2 separate regions of the Mus musculus genome follow, and region 2 is linked to region 1. The links are chromatin loops, found by intact Hi-C in ENCODE. Cell type or tissue: left cerebral cortex. All regions are shown on one strand. Links, peaks and the distances in the headings refer to the core of each region. The heading gives the core; the rest is flanking DNA.

Evidence for each region. A loop is a pair of places that touch in the nucleus more often than their neighbours do. Peaks named below come from ENCODE experiments on the same cell type or tissue, not always from the same donor. Only the 100,000 strongest peaks of a DNase experiment are listed, where the experiment ranks them.
Region 2: a loop joins it to region 1, with 1.8 times the contacts of the local background. A loop is called at or near these places in 1 of 42 quality-filtered maps.

Annotation. Positions count from the first base shown.
Region 1 is chr12:102,675,910-102,686,414 of GRCm38, forward strand. The region is part of intron 1 of Itpk1 (inositol 1,3,4-triphosphate 5/6 kinase); the gene reads right to left. It overlaps Mir1936 (microRNA 1936), which reads right to left and starts at 9,111; the gene lies at 9,019-9,111. In left cerebral cortex, for the core only: a CTCF peak has its summit at 5,875 (motif pointing right); no DNase peak of the experiment used is centred there.
Region 2 is chr12:102,618,577-102,629,081 of GRCm38, forward strand. Itpk1 (inositol 1,3,4-triphosphate 5/6 kinase) reads right to left here. Exons shown (of 10, transcript NM_172584.3): 3 at 4,724-4,849. Among named protein-coding and RNA genes, the nearest start is that of Mir1936, 61 kb to the right of the region's middle. In left cerebral cortex, for the core only: no CTCF peak of the experiment used is centred there; a DNase peak (open chromatin) is centred at 4,051; H3K27ac peaks cover 537 bases.

The sequences.
Region 1 (10,505 bases), core at 3,870-7,869:
AGCCAATCACGCTGGCCAGCTACTTTCCCATTTGTGCTAATCCAATGACCTCTAGCTAACCATATCCCCTGCCTCTGCCTCCTGAGTGCTGGCATAAAGGCGTGTACCGCCATACCTGCCACTAACTGTTTCTCTGTCTGACCAATACAGCTTTTGTGGTTTTTGTTATGGTTGTTTGTTTGGAGACAGGGCTTCTTTGTGTAGCCCCAACTATCCTAGAACTAACTCTGTAGATCAGGCTGGCCTCAAACTCAGAACTCAAGAGATCCATCTGCCTCTGCCTCCTGAGTTCTGGTATTAAAGGTCTACCCCCCACCACCACCACCCAGCCACTATTATGAACTTTTAACATACAAAGAAGTGAGTTTCACTGTGGCATTTCTATGCACACACGTCCTTACACCCACTCATGTCTGCTCTTTCTGTTCCCACGTCACGCACACTCGGCCGCCCTCACTACCTCACCTCTCCCTCCCCTTACCTAGTCCTCAGGCATATCCCTAAAGGAGTCATCAGCGCACCGTGTTTGCTGCTGCACCATTCACAGCAGGCAGGCGATGGGACCAATAACCTACAGCTCTGTCAACAGATGAATGACTGCACAGAGAAATGTATACAGTGGAATTCTATCCTGCTGTGAAGAGAAAAGAGACCATGGCATTTGTAGGGGAGTGAACAGAACTAAAGTTCACTGTGCTAAATGAAATAAGCCAGACTCAAAAAGACAAATATGTTTTCTCTCACGGTGGGATTAGCCTGGGCTTTGTGTCCTCCATCTTTCTTCCCACCATGTATCCATCACCCTGGTCTCGCTCACGCCCGTCTAAGCACATGGGTTCTGTGTACAGCTTCCTGGAGCATACCACACCAAGGCTCTCTGCTCTATTCCTCGTCGACCTGCCTCGAGTTTCTTACTGAAAGCCGGAGCCAGGACCATCTCTGTGGGCTCCAGCACGCAGGGCTGTCTCAGTCCTCTCCAGGGTGTGTACACAGCATCCAACCTTCCCCCACCCACTCACACAATATACCCATGATCCTATGCCTCCATTCTTCCAGTTCTCAAGTATAGACTACTGCCGCTCAGGGAGAAATAGCAAAACCAAGACCCACAGAGCCTCAGATGGCCCATATGAATATTTTGCTAAGAAAGGGCAGATGCTTGGAAAGAAAAGGCTGGGTCCGAGCAAGATCAGGGCCCTGCAACTTACTCACTCACTTGGGCACCCTGAGACGGTGGAACTGAGTAAAATGAAAAACTGTGCCCAGGCCTACTTCTGGTGCCTACCAGCCAACAGCTGCTCATAAAGGGCTGCTGTCCAGTAGAGCTATAAATATGGAAAAGCAGCTTAGCTCCCAAGCCTGGCACAGCAGTCAGAGGGCACAATAAATGTCAGCCTGCATCCCCGAGGCCTCAGGAAGCAGGCAGGATCTCCCCTCAGCTGAGGTCACCCTCATCACTTCTTACATGTTTGCCAACTAGCTGCTGGGCAACAGCTTCCTGAGGACCAACAGAGGGGCTGACAGAGGAGACAGTCAGGCTGAGGGCCACAAGAACCAGCTGGGTCAACTGGAGAAAGCAAGGGCTAGCGTACCCTTTAACCCTATGTCCCAAAAGGACGTGGCCCCAAAGAACCCAATGAGGGAATGCTACGGTTGTCACCACTGGAGATTCTCGGGTCATTTCATCTCCCTGCACCTCCTGAAGGAATGGCAGGCAATACCTACCTGCTCCCATGACTGCACAAGGCACAGGCCAGACACACACCAGCAAGGCCTCAGGCCACCCGTGCCTACAGCAAGGGGACAAAGTCATGAGGAGCCTCTGCACACTGAGAACCTGGATCATCTGCCCCCAGGTCATCCAAGCCCAACTGGAGAGAGAAGAAAACTGAAGCTGGCTCCATAGGTGAGGGGGGCCTGTCCCAGGCAGGTCACACAGCCTTTAGCTGCTCAAAGATGCACTCTTAAACATCAACATATAGATGGGAAAAAAAAGCAGGTGACAAAAAGGCACACATCACCCACACCTGGAGGGGCCAGTTTCCCTCTGGGGGGAAATATGCTGATATCTAGATGATGTCAGCACGTGGCTCTCTCCTGCTAAGCCACCTGTAGTTGCTTCCAATCACCCCAATCTTGAACAGCAATGGGGGGGGGGGTCTCTAACTTTGAAAACAGATGGGATGCATCCAATAGAGCAAGCGAGGAAGCCTGGCGGTTATCTCACAGAGAGCTGAGCTCCCCGGGGGCCCAGGCACCTTATCCAGCTCAGACCTCTAGGAAGAGGGAGGACAACAGAGACTTTGAGAGTCCCCTCTCCTTACACAGGCACTCGCAACCTGCAGCCCCACAAGGAGAAGGTCCTGGTCACTACTGTATTACTCAAAGGAGAAGCAAGATGGTGCTCAGAGGGAGGGGAGTGTTTTCCCAGACTGACTGGCCTGACATAGTTGGGCGTGATCCCCAGGTAGGCAAGAAAAGTCTTCAGCCTCTGGGCAAAGTTCTTGAGCCTCTGACACCTTCATATAATAGGGAAGAGGCGGGTAGGTGGGGGGGGGGGGGGGGGGAGGGGGCTCCATAGCAACCCTTCCACCTCAGGGAAAAAAAAAAATCAACCTGTAGGGCTCACTTCGGTTCTTCATCAGGGACCCCCCAAGAGCAGACTCCTGAAATTCTGTCCTAATCAGAAAATTCAGAAAGGAAATCTCGAGCCTTAAAAACAAGGGACAAGAGGGGAACATTAAAGACGGGAGAGGGGACAGAAACCAGGGAGCTGGCTGTCAAGTGACTACCGTCCCACCTCATCATCCAGACACACAACCGTTTGAAAGCTTCGGGCTCTGGGATGGCAGCTGCAGCTGAAGCGCAGAGTGAGGTACTTGCCAGAATTGACACAGACAGGCCGCAAGCCACCCCACCAAAGGAACAGCATGCAGCAGTAAACAGAGTCGGGCTGGAAGCTTTGTATTTCCATGAGAAACAACACCAAGGCCACAAGAGAGCTTCGAGGGGCAGAACCCTGTGTCCCGTACACAACTCCACTGAGAACAATGTCCAGAAGGAGACTGGGGACTTCAATGTCCAGAAGGAGAATGGGGACTTGTGTGCACAGAATGAATCCAAAAGCACCACACGATGACCTCAGCAAGGCCTCGGGGCAAGGGCAAGGGCAGCTGGGAGGAGGGGCTGGAGAGAAGGCAGACTTCTCCATTGTGTCCTTGACAGAGAGAAAGAAACATCAGGCAGTCTCCCAAGTCCTTCCCAGAGACAAGCTGAAGTGACCCCAAGGCAGGGCCACACCACGGTCACAGCAGACACTCAGAACTGAGGTTCTAGGCCAGGGTCAGCATCTGGGTCCTTGGGGGCAGAGGGCCCAGGCTATGGGCAAATCCATTACTTTCAACAATACCATGAAAGTAACAATAAAAGGTAAAGCTTAATAATTTAAATGTTATTAAAAGCCTGTGCCTAGGGGACTTTTCTTGGTAAAATGTGTTCAGTTTGGAGCAGACTCAAAGTCATAATCTTGTCTTCCAGCTGGACCCCTCCCCAGAACTGCAGGGAGAGTACACCCTTGGGGAGCTAAACACTTGCAGAAAGAGCAGAGATGGCCCCTCCTTTGGAGAGGAACAGCTCCAGGTTCAAGATGGTGGCTGTCCACACCAGCAGTCCTCTTCCTGGACTCTTAAGTACCACTAAGGCCCCTCCCTCGGTCTGCCGTGGGCACAGTCCTGGCCTTGGGTAATGACACATGAACAGATACAGCATGTATTTCAGAAAGCAGCATTCAGCTGTGACCACTGGACCCTCTCACCAGTCCTCCTGACCTGGGCCAGTCTGCAAAGAAGGTAGTTACCAGGTGGACCCTCACCCAGCATTTGGAAAGCTGAGGCAGAAGGACTGTGAGTTTGAGACCAGTTTCCCCCAAACGCCATCCACAAGAGCAGGGGATGCTGCCAACTGGGAGTGGTGCCACAAGCAACCAAAAGACAGACTCCATAATGTGCAGGACAGAATTATCTGGTCTAAAGTGACCACAGTGCACAGTTAAGGGGATACTGCGGAGGGAACCACAGTGGACTCTGTAAGAGCCTGAGCTAGGCCTTCAGTGTTTCTCTTGCAGTGTCCCTGCAGCCTGACCTAGCCTGTCCTGACTGACAACTGCCGTTCAGGAAGCAGGGGTGTGCCCTATCTTTACACCCCCAAACTTTAAACTCCTGGCTGGTAGCAGATGAAAAAGCAGCCTACAAGGTACTGAACAGCCGGTAACACCAGACTCTTCCCTCACCCCCACTCCCATAGTTCCCTTCTCTAAGTCACCTAAGCCTCGCCCACATCTGGGCTTTCCCAGCGGTCACCTCTATGCGAATGCCCGTCTTCACGTAGCAAAGTGCAGCTCACCCGTAATGCCACATACACCAAGGACCCTTCCCTCAGTGGCTCGTCAGCTGCACCACCAGCCAACACTGCCAATGAGCGCCCATGAGGCTGCAGGCAGTGAGGCCCCAGACCCAGAGGCTGGTCTTGGTTTTTGCCTTCCCTGCCCACAGCTATGCCCAGCAGGCACCACACTGCATTAGTGCCCCCTTTCCAGACTTTCAGTGCCAGGCTCAGCCTGGAGCCGCCTGCCTGCCTGTGGCCTCCGTGGAATCCCCGTTCCCTTGCCGACTGCTCTGTGATTTGGATTTCCCTCCTGTTTAACAGTGCCAGGAACTGAAATGGCCTGATATAAAGACAACATATGAACAGAATTTTAAAGCCAGCACAAACATATGAATTGTTTGGACAGCAGCAGAAAAAGAACCAGATAAACTGGAAGCTGCCATGTGTCTTTTTTTTAATGGGATGGAGGTTCATTCCCTTAATTGAAAGTCAGCCACCTGAAGACCCTGCCCATACCGTGTGCCCCATCCAAGGGAGGCAATCAGGCCCGAGTGTGGGTCTCAGCACAGATGAAGCAACCTGACTCATCAAACCCTAAGACCCCAACAAGCCGGTGGGGCCCGGAAGTGGCTCTTCCGGTGACCCTACGCTGGCAGAGCAGATGACTCACTCACCCAGCTTCCAGGAGTGGCAAGCATCTGGGATGCACTGCCCATGCAGCCTACTCTTTGGTCTTCAGAGCGGAATCACAACGGGGGTGGGGGGAGCCACAGGGCCTTCCAGGATAGGTTCCAGCCAGCCAGAAAGGCCTCAGGTCTATCCTTCTCTGACACACCTAAACTCTGTAGAGCAATCTCACCTTGAGATCTTTTGGGCCCTCAACTGGAGGGAAACCAAGGATGAGGAGACCTAACAGAAGGCTTCTGTCAACCTAGCTACCAGTAGACCTTACTGAGACCCACAGTGTAGCCTGCTTCCTGGATGCAGTACTCTGAGCCCCAGGAATGCAAGAACAATCCTGACCTGGAGAGTAAGGTAAGCTTTGAGCAGGGAGGCTCTGGAACTCTGAGAGGAAGAATTCTATTGTCCATGGTTCACGATTTTCCAACACCCACTGTTTACAGAAGCAGCCCTGCACATAGACAGCAAGCATGCAGAGTACTCACACTCAGAAAGGCTACACACCAGTGACTGAGCTGTCTCCTGAGCGGCCAACGCACCTCTCCAACTATAAACTCCTTCCTGGTCCCAGGAGCGCCTGGGGATTCTGAAGCCACACACCTTACAGGGACTCTTGGACATAGATTTCCCTCACCTGACTGTCACCGTCAGATGTTGGGCTTCTCTGTGGAACCCTGGCACAGGGGAGCCCCTAAGCCACAGGTTCGATGTAAACAGTCCCATGAGAGGCGGAGGGGTATAAACCATGAGCTGGCTGGCGGGTGTGCCATGGGGTCCCAAGTTCAGCCAACATCCTCACCACCCTCACCAGCAGGAGGCGCCTGAGGGTTCATGACAGAGCAAGAGGCAGAGTTGGCCCTGCCTGCCTCAGAGGATTGTCTACACACTGCCCAAACCTTGGTCCCAAGGTGCAGGCAGTGACTTTACCCTTTATCCACTGGTCTGCCATGGGGTAGAAAGCCAAGAAGCCTGGCTCTGATATCCACGTGGCCAGAGAGAGTTCCGACCTTGACCCAAAACTGCTCTCTGAGGTTGCAGTCTCACCCTACAGCCGGATGGAGATGGTCATTGTAAATGAGTACTGTATTTGTAGCCTATGGCTTCCGTAACAAATGAAACACACTGGATCCACAGAGGACAACTAAAAGCAACAGAGAACCTTCCATGGTGTGGGTCGGCCTGTTCTTCCTTCTCAGGGTGGGAGGACTGCACTCTGGCCTGGCCTCTCCAGTTCTGGAAACTGTCACACTCTTTGGCCCCCAGCCACATCGCTGACTAGCCTCATCTCCTCTCTTTGGCACTCCCTCCTCATCTTATCAGGACCTTTGTGACAGCCCTGGGTCCACCCAGCTAATCCAGGGCAATTTCCCTGTCTCGGGATCACCCCTGTTGTGGCACTGTGCCCTCTGACCATGCAAGGCAGCTGGGTCACAGAGTCTGAACACAAAGACCTGGCCATCTCTGGTAGGCTCCTTGTTCTGTCGGCTACAGCACCAAAGATTCAGCGGTGTTGCCACCCTGTGACACGGGACACTTCCTCAAAGTTCCCAGGGTAGAGAAGGGGCAAAGGAAAACCTGCCCAGGAATTCAAGGGGAAGCTGGATGGCCAAAGGCGGAGTTCACGTGGCACCACTCACCTACCGAGTCAGTGAGCCGTACCAGACATTCCCACTGGGGTCCTTGATGAGAACAGGGGGCCTGGGAAGCGGCCTGGACTGGTCCTGGACCTCAGAGACCTAAGATAAGAACCCAGGCCTCATACCTTGGCTTTGAACTAGGGAAAGGGGTAATAATCTTGACACCCACCCCCACCTCCAAGTTCATATTGAGATCAAGGAAAGCCATGTCCAACCCCAGGACTCCCTGCTCTGAGGCAGGTCCCATCCCGGATTCTGCCAACACTGTGTAGTAACAGACTCTCCAAGCATGGAGCCAGTTGGAACCTAAAACTGGGCCAGCACCCAGGCATATCAGGGCCCTGCCAGGGCCAGTCAAGCTCGCCATTTATAGGCCTGGGGGTTTAGTGACCTGGCCCTAGTCCCTGTCCCAAATGCACTGAGCCCCTTGTCTCAACAGGCAGCAACTTGATCTGAGACTCGAGACCCTCCAGTTTCCAGAGATTTTGAAGGCCTGGATATGACCCAAGCAGATGGTAGGCCAACACCTGCAGCAGCTGGGCAGGCTCGTACCCACCCAGCCTTCTTCCCGAAGCCAGAGGAGGGAGGGGCCGAGGAGGAGGTGAAGCTGGAGGGGCCTGTGAGTGCCAGGCACTGTTCATGTGCTGAACGACTCCTCCCCAAACTTACCTCCTGTATCCCCCCCCCCCCCCCGCACCCTGCTGCATGGGACTGACTTGAACTCAGGTCCCCAAGGCTGGGAGCAAGCAGAGAACAAAGCCACAGTCTAAATTCAGGACTGTCTGTCAGCAAGGGTCTCCTCAGCCCACAGCAATGTAATGTGGCCTGTATGGGGCTGTTCACCTGGCTGAGGCTCAAGTGCGCTAGGTGAGGCCTCTGGGATATTTGGGAAAGAGTTCTAGACAGAGCTACCTCAGCCATCCCTTTCCCCAAGCCTGATAAAATCCTCTCTTGGAGCCTTGATCCTCGAGGGTAAAGTCTTCCACAACAGAGGAACAGCCCTGACTAAAAGTCAATGGCACAGAAGACACTCCTTAACGCATGACTGGACTCAAACATCCGGACGTACAGTAGCCTGGACATGGACTGCAGTATCAACCCAGGTCCCCTTGGCCATCCCTCAGCACAGGGCTGGCTTCTCAAGAAGAAGGAACCGTCTAAGAAACAAAGGGGATGAGAAAAATGGGTGCCAATCACAAATGAGATGGTTAGCTCCCAGAACAAAAGACTGTGAGAGGAGAGTACCCACACTGAGAGAAGGCTGTGCATGCCAACAGTCAAGAGGAGAGACAGACGCTCGTGGCAAAGATGACAGAAGTCTTAAGGACACCACCCAACCTCCAAAGGAGCCAGAACCTGCTAACAAGAGAGAAATCAGCTGGAAACAGGGCTATGGAACAGGTGGGAAGGCCTCTGGTGAAGACAAGCCTGAGGCCTCAGAAGACCCCCATTTGCCCAGAGTCAAGCTCCAAGGGCTAGTGCCTGGCAGGCAGGCACATGCCCCCCACCTCCTTCTTTCCCAGTGTTCATGCCCTGCCAGGCTCTGCAGCTGGGAGTCATGGCAACAGGCCCCAAACATCTGCAGTAATCCCTCAGAGCCCCACACGGGGGTCACAGCAGCCAACGGACCGATGCCAAGAACCAGGGCCCTGTGCAGAAGAAATGACAAAAACAGGAATATCTTTCTCCAACTGAAAGAGAAGAAAGGAGAGGGAGAAATAAATGCCTGCCAGGCATCGGGGGCAACATATGCAAAAGGCGCAGACCTGTGTGCTGTGGGCCAGCAGGCAGGTCTGCAGACAGTGTTCCTGGTACCCTGTGTGTCCACCCTCCAGCCCATGCCCTTCTACTTAAGGAGCATGACTCACCTCACCACCCTGCCCCAGCATGCCTTCCTGTAGCTTCTCTTACCACCTGCCAGTGAGGCCCCTAAAAGATGCCACCTCCCTACCCACTGTGCATACCCGGTCTGCTGTGCACTGCTCACAGGCTGGTACACTCACACACACACACACACACACACACACACACACACACACACAAATATACACACACTGACCACCTGCCTGTATTTCACCCAAATGCCAGACACACCCCCTTTCTATAATCTCCCACTAAATCCTCTCCCAGGAAGCACCCATCAAAGGGGACAGAAGCCGGGATACCATGGAACCCAGGGGCCTGCCAGGGCTATCAGTCAGAAGTCTGCTCCAGGTGAACCTCTTCCTCCTGGACCATGTGTAGGTCAGCTGTGTCTTGCAACCCACTCAGGAAGGCAGTGAGTGTGCAAGAATGACCCCAGATATCAGAGTGCAGCTCAGGGGGTCATGAGGCCAGTTCACAGCAGGTCAGTTAGTTTCAATTTCTCAGACTAAAGTCCTCTGTGTGACTGGCCTCCCCTTCACCCCCTATACTAAGAGATGGTTTTATTCATTCTATACTTCCTATGTGCTTCTGAAGACTGGTAAGGGGCCAGGCGGTTTCACCAATGGAACTATCAGGAAAGGCTCATGCTCTCAAGCTCATGCTCTCAAGGAGGGTGAATAAGCAAGCCCTGGAATGAGTACAGGCTGAAGCCATGAGAGTCTGAGGGTGGAGGAGAGGTCGAGCCTGCCAGGTACTACAAACAGTGGACACACATAAAGGGCCAAAGCTAGGAAAGAGCTGGAGGCAGCAGAATCTAGACCTGAGAGAAGATCCCTGGTGACTGGGCCACAGAAGGGAAGGACAGAAGCAGCAATCTGAGGCCTTAGAGGCCAGTCCTTTTATGGCTAGACTGCCTGGATCCAGAAATTCACCTTCTGGCTTACGCTCATCTGATCTGGGCTTGCTGTCACTCACCGCCACTCAGCATCTAAACTGAAAAGTCACCTGCCATCAAGCGCTCCACCAACCTGCCTCCTGAGGAAGATATGAACCACCTGGAGCCACGCCAGAATCAGCCCCTTCCTCCTGCTTCCGCCTCTCATCTGTGGCTCCACAAAAAGCACTCACTGTGGTGTCCCGGCTGCCCAGAGCTGAAAGGAAAGGCGGGAGGAGGAGAGGAGGCGCCTCTCAGCTGAGGGGATCCCAAGAGCACCGGTTGGCTGATTGCACGTAATTAGGAAGAAGAAAAAAAAAGCTCTTGAAAATTAGCTTCCCAAATGCAGATATAATTGCAAGTGTCCTTGCAGAGTGATTACAGCGTCGGCCCAATAAATGTTTCACCAGCAGCCCAAGCCCCTCCCCACACAGCAGAAAGAATGGAGCCAAGGAAGATGCCAGGCCAGGTGGCACCCAGACCAGTGCTTCCAATGGCCCAGGGAAAGAACCAGCATAAAAGCAGCACACACCCAGCTCGGGGCCTCCCCAAGAAGGCTCCTGGCAATCTCCCTTCTTCTTCACGTTCCCTTCCTCACAAGCTTAAGTGCTACCAGCTACCAGCAGCCAGACCATAAGAAGGCCAGCCTCGCCGCCTCCCACAGCCAGGTATTGTGCTCCATGCCTCAGTCTCCCTATCCGCAAATGGGTATGCCAGTGGAAGCTCAGGAACTCGACGGAAGCTGAACACCAGCCCCTCCTACTCAGCTTCCACAAGATCAGTAACCCATCCTCAAATACAGAAGATGGAGTCTAGAAAGGCTAGACAGCCACTGAGTCAGCCAAGCCACGTTAGATGCAACCTAGATCGGCTCAAATCCAAGTCATCGCACTGGGTCTTCGTTGGGTTCTAGATGATAGGAAAATGTTTCTCTGGGCTTCTTGGTCCACAGCAATTAGGCAAAGTCAAAACACCAGTGCACACAGACCTCAGTGTCGGCCCCA
Region 2 (10,505 bases), core at 2,103-6,102, 59 kb before region 1:
CAAGCTCTAGTGATTACCTGCTTAAAGATCACCTTGCACTGGCAAAAAAAAATCCTGAGCGCCCCACCCCCCCAATCAATTAACCTGACCTTATGACCATTCGTCTTACTCCCTAATCTCTCTGCATGAGAAAGTCCAAGCTCCAGAGACTGGCTCCCAAACTCCCTGAGCTCTGGCCCTGCCACGCCGCTCTGCAGCCTGCTGGCTCCAGGGCACATTCCCTCGTACATGTCAGGCAGCAGCCCCTGCCCCCTAAATCTCCTGGCTTTCTTCTTCCCTGCTCCTAGTCACCCAGAGCTGTGTACTCCACCCATCCCTGGCCCACAGGGCCCACCCAGCCCCAAACCAGACACTCCCTCCCCACAGTTCTATTGACAAACACAGAGGCATATTCAAAATATGCCAGGTGTGGAGGGCAGCAGTAGGGACAAAGATCCTGGAAGCAGGTGGCCCCGGAGAGACAACAACAACTGACAATGAATTATGAACTTCCAAGTGGTGGAAAGTAAAGGCCAAGATGGGGAAGGCCTGGAACAGGAACTGCATCTACTATCGGGATAGAGCATCCTCACGAAGGTGACCTTGCCTACACAGACCGATTGCACAAAGGGTGGGCAAGAGTCAGGCTTGAGTGGCTTCTGTGGAGGGCTAGTGTGGGAAGGAAGAGGTAGAAGGAACAGCACAAGGCTGCCCTTAAAGAAGGTATCCAGAGCCAGGAGTAGTAGAGCATGCCTTTAAGCCCAGCACTGGGAGGCAAACATGGATGGATCTCTGTGAGTTAGAGGCTAGCCTCATCTACATAGTGAGTTCCAGGACAGCCAGGATTAGGTAAAGACACACTGTCTTGAAAAGGCAAAAAGGCAGACAGACAAACAGACAGACAGACAGACAGACAGACAACTGACAGACTGACCAAGAACCCTGAGAAGAGAGAGAGAGAGAAAGAGAGACAGAGGGGGGGGGAAGGAGAGAGAGAGAGAGAGGGAGAGGGAGAGAGAGAGAGAGAGAGAGCGCAAACACATGGTGGCATATATTTATAATCTCAGTGTTAGAGAGGAGGAGACAGACAGGTCCCAAGAGCTTGTTAGTCAGCCTGGCCTACTAAGTTCAAGGCCAAAGAGAGACCCTGTCTCAAACAAATCAAGCAAAACCCCCACACTCCTGATGTACCCACAAACTCATATGTGAATGCATGCACACACTCACAAATAATGAGAAAACCCATCACTTTGGATTCATGCCTCCTTCCTGTCTTTCTTCAGGGACCACCCATGGAAGAGCTGCCTACTTGCTGGGTTACAACAGGCATGCTCCATTTGGGGAGTCTCGGGAGCCCCAGGGCCACCAGTCTAACCCTTGCAGTCAGACTAGACAGGTGGCACTAAAGTGACAGAGAAGGTTGTTACTGCTCACTAGAGGAAGTCACTGAGAAGCCAAGAGGCTCCAGGGTTCCTGTATACCAGCCACACCCATCCCCAATGGCCCAGGAGGCAGGGCCCTCCCCGGGGGAACCTTTGCCCATGTCTGTGCACTGATAACTAAGTCTCAGGCAGTGGGCAAAGGCGCCAGACTGCTGGCTGCATGACCCTTGGAGCAGAAAACCCTGAATCATCCCAGCGAGCCCTCATTGTGAGGTTAATCCAAAGGGAAAACTGAACGGGCGTGGTCTCCATGACAACCGGCTCAAATGAACTGCAGTACGCACCAGGCCCACACCCTCCCACCTGCCTACCTGGACACAAGGAAGAAGCTGGTCTTGGTTCCGAAGCTCCCTTCCTTGAGGACCAGAGGCTCATAAGAACATCTCCAAAGGTCACCGTTTTCTACATATGATCCTAAAATCTGGGGACCCGAGTAAGATGGGGTCCTTTTGGAAGAGTCCTTTCTGAGGCAGAGCCCCTTCACTTTGATCTACTGCACAAAACACTTAAGGTGCAGGGAAGATCTCTCTGTATAACAGGTCCTGGGCTCTGCTTCTTGCTCCTGTAGTCACCATGCCTGATCATAGCATCTCTGTTCCTCCTGGGTCCCAAGCCAAGCCAATGCCTTCTTGTTACTGTCCAATACAGAAAACTGAACAAGAGTTTGAAAACGAAGGCCATAGCATGGTCAAGTTCAAGGGTCAGTTCCTGGATCTATGTGGCCTGGCTCTGAACTTGCATCTCCCAAGGAGAGATGATCAGGTCAGTGCTGATAGTCCCTACTGTCTTGCCCCGAGGGACCTAATCCCTAGCCTTCGTCCATGGGTCGTGTAACCCCAGCAATGTAAATCTGTTATCAGTAAGTTGACTCTTCTAGAGCTAGAGAGATGGTTTCACGGTTAAGAACACTGGCTGTTCATCCCAGCACATATAGAGACTCACAGCTATTTATAACTCCAGTTCCGTGGAATACAAAGCCTTCTTCTGGCTTACATGGACACTAAGCACACATGTGGTACACAGACATGCATGCAGACAAAGCAGCTATGGACATAATGATCATAATAACATAACTATATTATACACTACTGGGGTTACACGGCCCATGGATTTGGAGGCGGCTCTCATGCGCCTTCCCTCTCACCTGAGTCTGAAGAAGCGGCAGGGCACTGAAGGGGGACAGCAGGACCTAACGCCAGTTCCAGTGTCACTTGACTACTTTCTGACAGCCGGCTTGAGAGAGCTACCTATGGTGTTTGAATGAGAGACGTGCCCTGTGGTTTCAGGCATGGGAACACTTGGTTCCCAGTTGGTGTTACTGGAGGAAGGTTTAGGTGATGCAGCCTGGATGGAGGAAGTGTGCTGCTGTGGGCAGGCTCTGAGAAGGAAGTGCCTCACCTACTTCCAGTTCATTCTCTGCTTCACACTTGAGGTTGAGAATGTGAGCTCTCAACTTCCTACTCCTTCTGCCGGGCTGCCACTGTCTGCTAATGTCTCCCTAGCTCTACCGACTCTGCCTCTGGAACTGTCAGCTAGAATAAACTCTTCTACAAGTCATCTTGGTCATAGTGTTTTTATCACAGCAATAGAAAAGTAATGAGGAACAAGAGTGAGTGACTGGCTCCTGCTGGAGTCCTCACCCTTACCCCGGCCTGGCTTTCCCCCCAGAGGGAGCTTAGCAGGGTCCCTGCAAGGCATCAGCACCATCCTCTGTGGGACTGGCAGACATTCTACACAAATCCCCAGGCTCTGCTCTCTCCCCAGAGAACAACCACTCTCTGAAGAGCTGCAGACATAGGAGTTAGACACTTGGGGGTCCCCTAAAGGACAGGAGACATGATGGTGGCTGCTTCACTGAGTGTCCACTGTACCTACAGGATGGTGGTGAAGGCATTCGGTCACTTGGTCACTGAGAGACGGTGTAAGAGCCACACAGGGAAGGAGCAGAGAGGGCTCTCTGAGAAAGTCAATATTAAGCCCTGGCCCTGCCACACCCTGCACACCTCTGAGCCTTAGTTTCCTGGTTATAAAACAAAGCTGATGAGACCTGCCCTGCGGGATGTAGATACGGAACAGGCTCAAGCTGGCTGCTTTTCAGGCCAGGGAGTAGGGGCCAGTCAGGCCAAACCTTCTAGCCTTGTCTCACTCCTGAGCTGGCCTTGAAGAACTGCCCCAGAGCAGGGATCCAAGGAGTATGCATGGCACATACCAGTAGTGAGCACCCTCTAGGGCTGAGCATGGAAGCTCTTTCCATCACTGCCAGCAGCTCCTCCCTGCGAGCACTCATTTTACAAACAAGAAAACCCCACAAGGTGAGGAGGACCAAGGCCACAGCTTCAGCCTATGAGCAAACGAGAGGGGCTCCATGCAGAGGCCCACAGGGACAATCCCTACCTCATTTTGGACACCCTAGACAGCATACAGGAGGCACGGAGTAGGTAGGACAAGCGGTGGGGAAAGAAATTCGAAAGTGAGAGGTCTCCAGGAAGTGGGTGAGAGCCATGAGATGCTAGGGGGTGGGGTGGGGATTGAGGCCACCAACCCTGAACACGTGGCAAGAGGAACACTGTCAGCAGGATGGCTGCTGTGTGACAAGAGTCCCTTTGTCCTAACAGAGGAAAGGATCTCCAGCCTCCAATTACTGCAGATGAAAAGTGCTGGTCCAAGCGCCCTGTGCCTGGGGCGGCCCTGGAACAGCCACTGTTTTAGCTGAGTTTCCGCTGATAATACGACTTTGTTTCATGACTCCTGAGCTCCCTGCCAGAGGAAAGAATCGCATCTGTCCACAAGAGAGGACACACAGGGCGAGCCAGCAGCGATGACAGCAGCAATGGCTACCCCACATGAGAACCCCAAGGTGACAGGCAGGTCAACCAGGGGTCAGAACCTGGAGCTGCTGGGGAAATGGGTGGGAGCAGGGATCCTCCCTCGGGCCTGTGAGAAGTGTCATACACAATATCAAATCAAACAACTGAGAGGCTTTCCCGTCAATGCAGGACATGGTTCAAACGCTTTCAAGAAAGGGACCCTTGACCTGGTGCAACAGCAAGGTCCCATCCTGGGGTCAAGGTGGAGCCACCAGCCAGTGAGCACACCTGCCCTGGAGACACAGAAACTTTATCTGGGCTCATCAACACTTGGACCAGTACTGACATCAAACCTGCGTTACATGCAAGACCTGGCCCATCGCTGAGCACTTGCCCAGGAAATCGCAGCTCGCCCGTGGCAGAGCTGTCTCTACAGAAGCCACCGCTCTAAGCTTACAGCTCTCCTATCCTGGCCCTCCCTCCACCCTTACTCACTTGGAACCTGTGCACCAATTCCAGGGACTGGCTGTCATTCTGGTCTGCCTCGAGGATGACATCGGTCAGCTTGTGGATGATGACGTCCAGGGGGCCCTGCTCCTCAATCGGTCTGCTGAGGTTCAGCTGTAAGGTGAGAACAACACAGGAGAAGAACTTCAGTTCCTGAGTCCACATCTGGGACCCCTGAGCCTCGGCAGTACCCCAAGAGATGGGACAGACAGAGTAAGAGCCCAAGGGCCCCACTACTCGTTATTCTTAGTAGCTGAGGAGAGCCCAGACTCCTTGTTAGCATGCAGGTCCCCAAAGGCACACAAGCAGGGACGATGTACACTGGCTGTATGGAGATAGCATTTACTGGACACACCTCATCTGCCCAACCACTGAGACCAGAGCTCAGAGAGATTAAGAAAAATGACCAGTCACCCAGTCAGAGCTCCATCTAAGCAGATATTCTTCCCCTGATACTCTGAAGCCATGGCAAAGTGGTGTTCCTGGCAAGTCTAGGAGTCGCTTCCCTGACAACCTGGGCACTTGGATTCCACCCTGAAACCAGGGCGTGTCACTGACCCTGGAGGGCTGCCGGAGTACAGGGCTGCATGCCGGGGGTCAGTTGAGTACTTCACACACTGCTCCACAGGGGAATGTGTTTGTTTGGTAAAGAACACAGGGCTGAGAGGATCAAGCCTCGAGGGAGCCAGAGTGGCCGGCTGGTATTCAGCATCACCTGACCCCAAGCCAAAAGCACCTGCCAACAGCCAGGGCACCCTGACACCACGCTTCCTGATGCGCCAGATGTCTGCCGCCAGCACATGGTCATCACCACCTGCCAGGCTAGACTCTTGGAGGCAAGTGGCGCCAGCCCAGTACCTGGCTGACCCCCCACAGAGCCTCAACTAGGTTGGAGAAAGCAACCCCTGACTTACTCCTCACTGTCACGGGCAGCTAGCCTAAGAGGATTCAGGGCTGCCTAGGTCTGTGTCACTTGTGACAAAAGATAGCTACAAACTGTCATTCTGAAGAGACAGTAAGCGAATGACATACATACCTGTCTCCTTTTATTCCCAATCACTATGGGAAAGGAAATCACAAATTAAGCAAGTGAGGGCAGATGCTTTAAAAAAACCTGCCTAGGACGTGGGTGGGAGTTTGGCTTGGATACAAAGTGAGACCTAAGGCAATTGATTTAAACTTCCAACCCACCCTCCATCCTCTGCCCCATGTCCACTCTGTCCCCTGGGTGTCACAATCCCAAAAGTCACAACCATATAGCTGCTGCCCTCCGGCAGAATGGCAGATAGGGGCCATAGCGAAGGTGATATCGAAGGTAGGTCATGACGCTTGATCCCTGTACCTGGTCCTCATGACTCTTTCAGTCCTGGTATTTCTGCACAGCCCATCTCCCAGGACGGCCAGCCATCTATCTCTATGGCTCCATTTACATTCTTGGTTCCCCTGTCCCAGCAGGCCTATGAGTGGTGACAATTCCCCACACTTGTTCATACTGCATACTCTGTCTTGTCAGCCCCTCAGGCCCTGCTCACACCTATTGCACATACATCCTTACTTTAACTCTTCTGATAAGCCTTTGGGAATACGACAGCTCCTTCCTGCTGTCCTTAACCCCACTTTTTATGGTCTGCCAGGAGAGATGTTAAAATGTCACCCCTATTTAAAAGAAAAAAAAAGGACCTCCCAATAAGAAAACATCAAGGGCTATGCTTCCTTCCCATGGTGATGGGCTTGTGTACCAAACAAACCAAATACAGGCAGGACACCAGACTGAGGAGCGGAAGGGATGCGACCCAAGGATCTTTTGTTGTTGTTTAAAATTGTGTCTGGCCGGTCTCGACGTTAAGGAGATTCACCCTGACTCTGCTTCTGGGGTGTCTTCTGAGACCTCACAGCAAGGCTGGGAGATGGGAATGATACTCCTGCCTCCTACGACCAGAACACCAAGAACCGAGGAAGAAAAAAAAGGGCCAGCCATGCTATGTAGCAGGCAGTAGCCTGAGGCCCAGAGGAATGCCACTGTCTGCCCTGCCAAGCCACCAGCTTGTCATAACCCTGGCTTCAGTTTTCCTTGAGGAAACTCAAAGGGCCTCTCTGGCTCTGTGTGGTGATGCCACACTAGATTTTCTTCCAACCCAGACAGGATTTGAAGGCAAGTGAAGAAGGTTACTGTGAGAGGCTGCACCCAAGGACCTACAGCCATGCCTGCTGGTTCTGCCGTGGCAGGTACCACAGACAAAAGGACAGTATTTTCAGACTACGGCAGCTATGAAAAGATGACTGGGTCCCAAGACTGACAGTGGGCACATTCCTTAAGTTCAGACAGAACTACCATGCTGGTCTCCATCTCCAGTCCTCGCTGGGCCAGGTACTGGGGAGGGGCATAGTGTCAGGGCCTAGTTTGAGTACCAGGTAGGGCATGCTTGTGTTCATTATTGTCGTTTTAGGATCCAGAGGTACATCTTGGGCTACTGGAGTTTGCAAGGACAAAAAATCAGGCAGAAAAAGGCCAGGGGTCCCCTGAGGATTGGTGGAGGAGGTGGACATTAGCCTGAGGCCCGTAGACCTGACAACCAGGGGCTGTTTGGAAAATAAGCTCCCTGCGTTCCTGGCTGCTCTACAGAAGGTAAACAGTTGAGTCTGGAAGCCAGCCACCTTCCTCTGTGTACTTTCCAGGCACCCTTATGCCAATAAAGCCCTTTCACAAGAAAAGCAACTCGGGACACACATCAGGCCTGGTGTGGCTCTATTCCACAGTATGGCCACCTCTTGCCACAACATCGAGTCTTCGCTTCTTTCTCCCCCCACCTACTTTTAAAAAAAGATTTATTTATTTTTACATATATGAGTACATTGTAGTTGTACAGATGGTTGTGAGCCATCATGTGGTTGCTGGGAATTGAACTTAGGACCTTAGGAAGAACAGTCAGTGCTCTTAACTGTTGAGCCATCTCACCAGCTCCCCTTCCCACTTTTTTTGAGACAGGCTTTTTCTACACAGCCCTGGCTGTCGTGGACCACTTTATGTAGAACAGGATGGCCTTGAACTCACAAAAGATCTGCCTGTCTGTGCCTCTAGACTCACTATACCCGGCTATTTTTTCTTCTCTGTAGATCAAGCTGCCCTTGAACTTGCAGCCACCCTCCTGATTCTCCCTTCTGGGTGTTGGGGTCACAGGTGTGAGCCACTATTGCACTTTTGAGTTGTATAAACGAGCCTTTCTGCTTTTCTTCAAGTGACCAGAGTAGCCACCATCATTCTCCAGGGACGATGACTCGAAAGCACCCCAGAGAAGCCCTAGTCTCTCCTCACTACCTTGGACTTCATCTGAGGCTTCAAGATGGGCGTGAAGGGCTCCTGGAACCAGAACACCACAGAAGGAACACTGCAATGGTGGGGCCCTTAGGAGACAGTGCATCACAGATGCGGGGATTGTATGGAAGGGATGGCACAGTCAAAGCTCTGTCTCCTAGATAGGGTGAGGACAGGACTCAGGGTAAAGACTCCATGTGAGCTCACCCTTCCTTTTCTCTGACCACTCAGCTCCCAGAACATCCCCAGAGACTGCTTGCTCTCCCCCTTGGGAGGGGCGTGGACTGTCCTTCTCAGGGAGTGTTAAGAGCATGTCACTGAAAGGCCTGACCATTGAGGTCAGGAATCCATACTTGCTCTACTTCCAGGTCTGGCTGTCCGGCAAGGCCAGCACTGGACACGGTTCTCCATGCAGCACACAGAGAGAACAAAGAGCCACTGTTCCCCTCGCAGACAAAGGCACTGAGGCTCCTGAGCGGGGCAGGCAAGGCTGAGAGGATATGGAACAAAGTTGGCAAATCCCAGTGGCCCACGAGTCACCCCGATTTCCAAAACAACAGTAATTAGCATAATCATGCCCTACCTGGTAACCAAGCTATGCCCAGACACTATGTCCTCACCCCAATGCCAGCACCTGGAACCAGGCAGAGATGTAAGCAAGGCCAGGAAACCCATTTAACTCCATTATTTCTGGGTAGCCAAGGTCATCTAACTGTACTGTGCCTCAGTTTCCCCATTCATAAGATGAGGCTACTGTTAACTCTTCCACATACCCCTCAGGGCAAGTTTCCTAACTCTTTTTTTTTAAGGTTTTATTTAAGTATATGAGTATACTGTCATGTCTTCCAGTACACCAGAAGAGGGCATCAGATCCCATTACAGATAGATGGTTGTGAGCCACCATGTGGTTGCTGGGAATTGAACTCAGGACCTCTGGAAGAGCAGCCAGTGCTCTTAACTGCTGAGCCATCTCTCCAGCTCCCAAGTTTCCTAACTCTTGACATTTCTCAACTCACCTTGTAACAAACCGGAAGAATGCATAGGTCCCTCATCTCACCTGTACCCACAAGACTACCCCCACCCCCAGACTTCCTGTTGCTTCTTCAGGGCAACTCTCCCCTATCACCATGCTGCAGATTGCTGTCAGTTGGGCCCCTTAGGGTTCTTCACTGCAACGTATGTCCCCAGCACAGAGTCACGGAGATTCAAGGTTGCTAAGATAAACCTATGGCTTCCGAGATGGTAGGGTGTACCTGACTTCAGAGTTCAAAAGCTACAACTGAGGCTGCAGCGGGAATTAGCCAAGTGGGAGGACTGGCTTTTGTGGCTACCACCTTCTTAAGGCTTCAACTGCCGAAAGAAACCTCACCGTTCTGCAACACACCCAGCCGCAGCATACCTGCTCAGACCCTGCTCATTATATGCAAGGATTCAAGCCCCTCAGAGGAACAGGGTGGTCAAAGAATACAGTGTATGCCAGTTCAAGGGACACAAGCACGGTGTCACACTCCCGTTGATGGTACTTTGTGGAGGAGCATGGTGCATCCAATAAACGCCAGCTGTTAGACCTCCCTCTCCTTGCTGTTCATATTGTGACCAACGTGAAGCCCCCACTCCTCTGGTAGTAGCATATCACAAGAACGCAGCATGGGCCAGGCTTGAATTCTGCAGAGCCTGGGTACTAGCACTGGCTCACACTGACATCCTCAAAGAATGTGCAGCCACACCTCGGTTCTCTGCGGTTGGTAATGACAACTGCCACCCACACGGTGCTTACCAGAAGCTACACCCTGTACTCCTAATGAGCACTGACAACACGGGGTGCAGATGAAGACACAGAACCACACAGGGGTTCAGTGACGTGAACACAGAGTTTCACAGTATGGGAACCCAGGTTTCTCTCCTGCTGACACTAGACTTCTGTTCACACCAAAGGGTGCCCACGGTTTCTTCCCCTTCCTCCCTGCATGTGGCCCCGGAGTGGTGTTTTCAGCTGTGACTTCAAATGGGACCCACTACATCAAAAGTTTTGCCTTAGCCAAGGCTGAGTAGGACAAATGGCCCAGATCAAAGACCTGATGTATATCTCTAGGCTCCATTAGAGTCCTGGGATCTGGCTAAAGAACCAGTCTACTACACAGAACTAAGTCTCTCAGTCGGGGCCTCTCAAGGACCCCAAAAGGCAGCGGCGACAGGGTATCTGTGTGGTCTGCTTCCCAAAGCAGAATGATGGAGGACACAGAAGCTTCCTGAATAAGCACCTTACACCCAAAGGAATGTCACAAGTCCCATAGTCAGGAGTTTGAGTCTGGCCACTCAAACCTGTAAACTACACCAAGGGAGATACCCAGATGGCCTCTGCCCCAGATCAAAGAGGGAGGCTGGTGCCTTTATTCCCTGACCCGGTTCCCCAGTTCTCCAGTGACTAGGGCAATGGTAAGCAGCAGCAATCCAATT